2 separate regions of the Homo sapiens genome follow, and region 2 is linked to region 1. A link is a loop called in an ENCODE intact Hi-C map of the cell type or tissue named here. Cell type or tissue: heart right ventricle. All regions are shown on one strand.

What was found. Hi-C counts contacts between places; a loop is a spot of excess contacts. Peaks named below come from ENCODE experiments on the same cell type or tissue, not always from the same donor. Only the 100,000 strongest peaks of a DNase experiment are listed, where the experiment ranks them.
Region 2: it touches region 1 in a loop (33-fold over the local background); 1 of 110 quality-filtered maps calls a loop at or near these places.

The regions. Positions count from the first base shown.
Region 1 is chr17:17,183,392-17,187,391 of GRCh38, reverse strand. It overlaps MPRIP (myosin phosphatase Rho interacting protein), which reads right to left. Exons shown (of 24, transcript NM_001364716.4): 24 at 1-2,569. The coding sequence ends at 2,498. Among named protein-coding and RNA genes, the nearest start is that of PLD6, 21 kb to the left of the region's middle. RefSeq lists enhancers at 1,004-1,073, 1,104-1,303, 2,091-2,591. In heart right ventricle, no CTCF peak of the experiment used is centred here; a DNase peak (open chromatin) is centred at 2,218; H3K27ac peaks cover 3,866 bases.
Region 2 is chr17:17,092,030-17,096,029 of GRCh38, reverse strand. All of the region lies in intron 3 of MPRIP (myosin phosphatase Rho interacting protein), which reads right to left. Among named protein-coding and RNA genes, the nearest start is that of MPRIP, 52 kb to the right of the region's middle. RefSeq lists an enhancer at 1-342. In heart right ventricle, no CTCF peak of the experiment used is centred here; no DNase peak of the experiment used is centred here; H3K27ac peaks cover 3,427 bases.

The DNA.
Region 1 (4,000 bases):
AGCAAAGCAGCCTCAGTCCGTTTCCTGGCAATACCCTACACTAAACCAGCCTCTGGGGAGAGACCTGTGGCAGGGAGGAATGCAGACGCCCTGCTGGCCTGTCTCTGACCCCTCACATGCTGCACTCATATTAATTTTCCAGGATTCCTGAAGTCCAGCCTCAAGGGATATGTGACAGAAAAAAGGGAATCAAATGCTCTTTTGTCCTATGGGCAAACTTGCTTTAATTTAAAGCACTGTGAGGGCTGAAGGCAGATGATCCTGTCTCCAAGCATGGACTCTGGCCAGAACCCCCTGGAGGGCAGAAGGCAGGGAGCTGTCTGCAGAAGGGCCAGTGGGGTCCACCCCCAGGGGCAGCAGGGATGGTCACGAAGGAAACCATGCCAGGAAGGGCAGGTGGTGGACCTCAGAGAACGGCACAAAATCGTAGCACCCAGACACGAGGCAAAAACTCCTATCTGGTCAGATCCTGATGCACTCCAGGTCCCTGTCTGTCCTGGAGCATTCGTGTGACCCAGCAGTGTCCTGGAGACAACAATGAGGCTGTGGGGGACAGCGGGGTCCCGAATGTTCCTTCTGTATATTCCCATTGACACAGAAAGGTCATAGTGCATTTCTCAAAGCACTGCCAATCTAAATGGTCAGGGGGGGTCTGATAAGTATATCTATATCTGATATGGGGCCTTGCTTTGTCACCCAGGCTGGAGTGCAGTGACACGATCATGACTGATTGCAGCCTCGACCTCCCGGGCTCAAGCAATCCTACTACCTCAGCCTCCTGAGTAGCTGGGACTACAGCTACGCAACTGTGCCACCTCAGAGAAGTAGATTTTTAAACAAACCCAATTTTCTCTTGCTGTTAACAACACTGAAGACTAGTAGCAGAGGAGTGAAAGTGTGGGTTAAGAGCCTTAAAAACTTGTGGAAAGGGCTCGATGCCAGTGGAGAGCACTTAGTTATTTCAGTGAGAAGAGAGCACCTAAACCTGGGTCTGAAAACACATGAAAACTCCAGGCCTTGCTCCCGGCCCTTCTGCACATTGGGGGCGGGGCCAGAGCTCCACTGATGGCCTTGCTCATGACTTCATCTAGAAACTGAGCAACAGGATTTCTAGATTTCAACGCCCAAAGCATCCACCCACCCACAGAGACCATCACACCAACACAAGCATGAATACAAAGTGAAAGCATGTTCTTGGCATGAAAACCATCTACTCACACCCCACCTTGCTCCTAAAGTAGCAGAACCTGTTCCACCAGCCAGGGGTTTATACTCCCTATCTTAATGGGATTAATGGTTTTCATGGGGCCATAATAGACTCCAATTTAAGAGATTTTCAAGAATTGCCATAGAATGTTTTGTGGTGGTTAAAAAGGTCTTCCTCAAACTGTTAGAAAAAGCAAAATTGTTAGTATAGGTTTACTTTAACCAGGCTCTTTTAAAGATAAATGCTGCAAGATAGGTTTTCAGAGCTCAGATTAATTAAATGAGAGTTAAGATCGGAGTCTCAATAAACACTAATGTGCTGTTCTCATCAGATTCTGACATCCTCTGTACTTTCTTCTTGACTTAACAGGGGTCTCCTCTCAACCTTTTCCAAAGCAATGTGACGGTTTCTTTTCCAAAAGGTAAAAAAAAAACCCAAACCCCCAAACCTTCCCCCATTTTGAATGATTCCTGGGGGGAATTCATTTGTTTTTTGCAATCAGAGTCTGAAACCTGGGCTGCAGGTCAACAATCTCGAGCAGTTATGAAAAGACCAGGGTTACTGGAGACCAAGAAAGGAACGAGCGGAGGAAGGAAGGAAGGAAGGAAGGAGAGGGGCCGGGGATTTTGTGCAAGATTTAATAAAAAACAAACAAAAATAGGAATGGTTGCTTTCAACATTTTCCAGGTTGTGAAAGGTTTGCCACGACTCTCAGGGGTGTGGTTCTAAGCTGCATCAGTGGAACAAATACAAAATGCTGTCCTCCTCCTGGGCTGGAAGGCAGTGCACTTTCTCCTCTTAACAGCCAGACTAGCGGGTGAGGAGTCAGTGCTGTGACCCAGGCCAAGCTGGAGTGTCCGCATAGCTTTTTCTCTGACCAGTGGGGATTCCATCTACCTTGAGGCGTGCTGGCTGGGCCCCGTTTCCACACCAGCACATGGTGAGACAGGGTAGCTTATCAACAGGCTGCTGGGCCTTAATACTGACAGTGAGTGTGGCGGGTCACAGCCAGGAAAGGACTAACACAGATGCCCTCCCAGCCCCCACTGCTGGCCTAATTTTAGAATACCACGGAAAAAAGCTTTGATGAAGACAACAGGAAGTCAACACAGCAGAGAGTGGTGTGGACAACCCAGAAGCCAGCCTCACGCATTCCATGCCCACAGTTAACGATGACAACAACAGCAATAATAATAATAATAATAAAACAAAGGTACAGGTGAAAAGCAGCGCTTGGGGTGTGCTGCTGCAAGCTGGGGAAGGCGCGTGCTCAACTTGGATGGGACACACCTAGTCTTTCTTCAAGTCCCTGGATTCAAAGAGCTTCAACCGTTCTTGCACCGTCAGGCCTTCCTTCAGACTCTGGGTAGAGACAGAGCAGGAGGAGAAAATAAACACACCGTTAGACCCCCTGCACTGGACCGGACCGGACCAGACCGGACCGCTGGTGGAGCCGGCATCAGTCAGAGAGCCGGGTGCAGGTGCGGTTAGTGGGCATGCCAGGAGGAGAGTCCCCGGGAAATGCTGTTATTGGAGGATGTTTTCCCCTTCACAAAATTACTTGGATGAAAAAGGAAAAAAAAATCAGAGAGACAAGACCATGTGTTTAAGCAGCTAAATTCTGAGCTTAGGGCTCTTTAGAGAAGCAGTGATCAAACGAATCCAGCCAGGGAAAACAGTGCAATGAGCAAGGAGACTGCCCATCCCCGTGTCTTGTCTTGTGAATGGATTTGTCCACATCCAGCTCCAGAGATTCTTCACCTGACAGCCTCAGCTGAGGAGGACCAGATGCTCCAGGGAATCCCCAGCAGGATGGGTGTCCCGGGACAGGGCCTCGCTCCTACAGTGCCTCCGCAGCACCTGCTGCCCTCAGACCCATTTCTGGCATTCCCTCATCAGAGGCCTGTGAGTGTTATGGGGATGTGGGAACACGCCAACGTATCTAGTAAGATTTTCAAAACATAAAACCAATACTCTGTTCACGTGGAATCTTGCTAAAGCTTAAATCTGTATGTCCAGAGATGAATGAGATCTTACTAACTAGGGGACAGAGTATTTCCCATCTCATTCTTACAGACTTTCCTCAATGATTTAATTTCTGAATAAGAAAAGGAAGAGCACTTTTCAGAGAATGACTGGAAATGAAGGGCATTCCAGTACTGACTGGAAAGTGCTGTGGCTCTTCACTTATCTCCCTCTTCACGCTAAGTGTCGCCATCACACTCAGCCCTGCTGACTCCCTGTGGCTTACCCTTGCCAGAGCTGGTGCAGGTACAGGCTTTACTGAGAAACTGGAAGCTGAAGGGATGGGCTCTAGCTCAGGGTCTGCCTGATTCTACCAGTTTCAACCAAAAACCTGAGCAACGTGAAACTGCAGGCTGTACCCCATCTACTGGGAAGTCGCCAGCTTAGGCTCAGGCACACTCTGGCACTGTCCTGGAGACTCTGGTGTGATAGACTGGGGACTGAGCATGGGCTGGTCAGCTTGAGGCTCCCTCCAAAGCTCAAGGGAAGGGGGAGCTCCACTGTCCCCCACCCCACCCAGCTCTACCCAGAACAGACCTGCTTGTTTGCTATATTCTGGAGCTATGTGTCTGTGTAAATAAATAAACAATGTGATTTTTAAATACAGGGTTCTGCTGCTAAGCATTTTAAAACTCACTGGTCCAGGCCGGGCGCGGTGGCTCACGCCTGTAATCCCAGCACTTTGGGAGGCCGAGGCGGGCAGATCACGATGTCAGGAGATCGAGACCATCCTGGCTAACACAGTGAAACCCCGTCTCTACTAAAAAA
Region 2 (4,000 bases), 91 kb after region 1:
TAATTAATATGACCATAAAGTGTGTGTGGGGGGGAGGTATAAACTCTCAAGGATGAAAAGCTGGAGAGGAGACAAGAGCAGATATAAGATATCAAGTAAACTTTGAGTGGGAAGTGGCTGGATACATGGAAAGTGGCCTGGTGGCATGGAAGAAGCTTCCTGAGGACAGCTAGGAGGAGGCAGGCTGGCACTGCTGCAGACACCAGAAAGCTCAGGGCCTGGGGGCAGAGGGGACTCCAACAGCAGGGGCAGGGCTGAGAGCAGGAGAACTGATCAGCACCCGTACAAGGGCAGGCAGATCCCAGGGCTTGGCTCTGGCCAGAGAATCCTATATACTGACCAGCACGGAGGGTTGCCCTAGGAGGGCCCCTAGAGTCAGGGGCAGCAGGCACAGCTGAGGGGGCAGGGGAAGTAGGGGTGAAGGACTAACAGCAGGAAAAGTCCAAGAAAGTCTGCATCCTAAAAGTTGAGTCCCTCATCCCAAGCCCTTCTGCTGCCCACAGGTCTTCCTAGATTGGAGATGAGAGAATTCCTATCAGGGGAAACCAACAAGCCCAAGAGAAAGACCTCCTAAAACTGTCATTCTCCATGTAATGGAGACGAGAGGGCTCGTACGTGCGGACATTCTAGGGTCTCTCCCAAAACAAACTGGTGCCCTGCCTGCCTGTCCTTCTAAGGCAAAGCCTGCCAGTCGATATTCCTACACGCACCCCATATACACACACAGCCTCCTTCTGAAGGGTCGCCACTCATTCGAGAAAGCCCAAGACCATAACAAACAGAAAGGGAACTAGGAGAATGAAAGTCAGACCAGAGACAGAATACAACTTCAAAATAACTGAAATGATTAGAGAAAGTACTGCACCCATGAAACACAAACAGGATGCTACAAAAGAGGACACACGGAAAACAAAAAACAAGCTCTAAGAAATTAACAATTCAATAGGTGGAATCAGACCCCAACAGAAGGGTTAGAAGGCAAGGTTAATGTGATCTCAGGCAAAACGAAGCCACAGAAAAAGACAATAAACTTAGAGAATCGAGTCAGAAGGAGTAATAGCCAAATAACAGGAGTTTCAGAAGTAAAGACCAGGAAAAATTTTAAAAAAAAATTACCAGGATGGGCACAGTGGCTCACTCCTGTAATCACAGCACTTTGGGAGGCCAAGGTGGGCAGATTGCTTGAGTCCAGGAGCTTGAGGCTGGCCTGGGAAACATGGCGATACCCCCATCTCTACCAAAAATACCAAAATTAGCCAGGCATGGTGGCACATACCTGTAGTCCCAGCTACCTGGGAGGCTGAAGCAGGAGAATCATTTGAACCTGGGAGGCGGAGGTTGCAGTGAGCCAACATTGTGCTACTGTACCTGGGTGACAGAGCGAGACTCCATTAAAAAAAAAAAAAAAGACAGTGAAGAGAGGAGAGGGATGAGTTAAAAAAGAAAGAAATTACCAGAGGAAGAAAATATAAGACACACTCTGGACTAGAAGGTCAGAACTTCCCACACTGAAATATACACAAGCCTCTAGCTTAATAAAACAAAACAAATCCACACCAAGGCATATCTTCATGAAATTTTAGAACTCAAGGGATAAAGAGAAGCTCCTGAAAGTTTTCGGAAGGAAAATTCAGTTTATTTGCAAAGGATCAGGAATCAGACCCTTGCATATGAACTTCTCAATACCAATGATAAAGTTAAAAAATGAACACCACCTTCAAAATTCCAAGGAAAATTAGGTCCCATCTAACATTCTACAGCCAGTCCAGCTCCTGGTCAAGAGTGTGCACAGGACAGGCATCCTGAGACAGGCAAGGCCACAAAACCTTTCCTCCCTGTGCATTTCTCAAGAGGTTTCACCAAGTGAAGTAAACCAAAAACCAAAAAACAAACCAAAAAAAACCCCACAAAAACAAAAACGAACAAACAAAAAAACAGGTGGGGGAGAAGGTGGAAGAGAGAGAGAGAAAGAGAGAGAGGCTTCCCAGGATGATGGGGAAGGTCAAGCCCAGATGGAGAGCTATGCAGCAGGTCCAGAGGACAGCCAGAGTCAGTCTGGAACGTGAGGACGGCCAGCTCTGTGAGTAACATTACCAGGAAAAACAAGGGTAGCTGGGTAGGAGCAAGGAGCCAGGCCGATGAAAGAGCTAAATCCTATCTGTGGTGTATAAAACCAATAGATAATATCTTCTAAAACTCAAGAAGTAGCAGTAAAAACCAGTTATTTACAAACACAGAGGTAGGCACCGGAGTATTCTGGCTAGAAGAGCTGAAATGGCTTCCTCTGGGAACAGGACTCAGGAGTAAGAAGAAATGGAGCAGAAAACTCTTTTAGTATAAGCTTTGTGGTTACATATCTGACTTTTTGAACTACTGTACATACACTATTTTGAAAAAACAATTAAAGCCCCTCATTGCCTTTAAAATTCCCATCTGGCCCATTTTCAACCTTCACATATATCAGGGAGCACAGTAAGATCCAAGGGTAACTATTGCATGATAGGGAGAGAAATGGGTAAATCTTATGTAATCCCCCTGCCCCGGAAAAAATAACAACAACAAACTACTGCCCCACTATCACACCAATGAGAATACAGAATAAGTTTTAAGGGTCTGAGAGACTGCTCCCAAGGTCCTCAGGTCAAGCATTTTACACTTCTCTTTAGGTGTGTTTATACATAAAATTCTTCATTGGAAATAAAGATTGTTTCCCTAACTCCTAGGTCAAACTCCTCAGACAGGGCATCCAATGCAGGAGAGTTCATGCAGGGACTATGCGAAGATCCTTTCCAAGCCTCCAAAGTTGTTACAATTCAAACACTTGACTTTGGGGGAAATAGGATGTTTCAACCAAATGACTGATGTGTTCTAAAATTAGGCAAATGCTTTTTTCCCAGCCAGGAAAAGGCTAACAATATATGAAGGAAACCAGCATGGCCGTTGCCACCCGTTTATCCAAAATTCAAATGTGTTACTCTAAGGCTAGACTTCTATGCAACAGCCCTCTTACCCCTCCCCACCCTTCAAATTACTGCACAGTCCACCTCACAGCACCCAGGACTTCTCAAATGGCTGGTAAGTGACAGAACAAACAGTAAATGCACACTTGCACGTCTATTCCTTTCCATCGACAACTGACCCCTGGTGTGGCCGGGGCGCTCTCCTCACCCAGTGGGGGCCACGACAGAAGGGCGAGGCTGTGGTCCTAGAACACAAGTTGGATGTCCTTTGACATTACCTACACCTGTGTTTCCCTGCAGAGTCTCTGTAGGAGACAGAGAGAGAGAGAGATAGAGAACAAGGGTGAAATGACCCCAGGAGGAAAACTTTACTCCCCTTTCCTGCTCTGGAAAGGACAGGGCTTGCATTTACTTCAGCAACAGACACACAGTGAAGGAGCTCAGCGCAGGGTCTGATCCCATGGGCTGCAGGAGACAGAAAACGTGAATAGAAGCAAGCAAGGAGAAAGAAAAGGATGAGGGAAGCCTTCGGGAATTCCCACCAACTGGGCTCTGGCCTCTCCGTCCCCCACTCCCACTCTACTAAGAAGGGAGGGGCTAAAGATTAGAAGTGTCCACCTACCTAACCTGACCCTCGAGGACGCAGCTGTCACAATGACATATTCTGCACATCACAGTGCCTAGCACAAGTCAAGCAGATGACCAAACAGTGTGCACCTGACATATATTCACAGCCACTCCCCTTCCCTAAAATTCTAGCGCTGGACATTTAACACGACTATAACACGCCTCAGACCATGAGAAAGAGGAAGCTGAAGTCTGGCCACATGGATGATGTGAATGAGGCTGACACCTGTGGCTCTAGCCATCTGCCCCACTTTGTAGGGCTTACACCACCCATCTTTGGAGTGGGGAGAGGATGCCATGGGGAATATGGTGGAAGAAGCGACAAGATGGTACAGGCAGTCAAACAAAGCAAGCCAGGCAGGGCCCAGGGAGTTAAGGGGTTGTTCCCACAGAGGGCCCTGGCCTGACGCTGG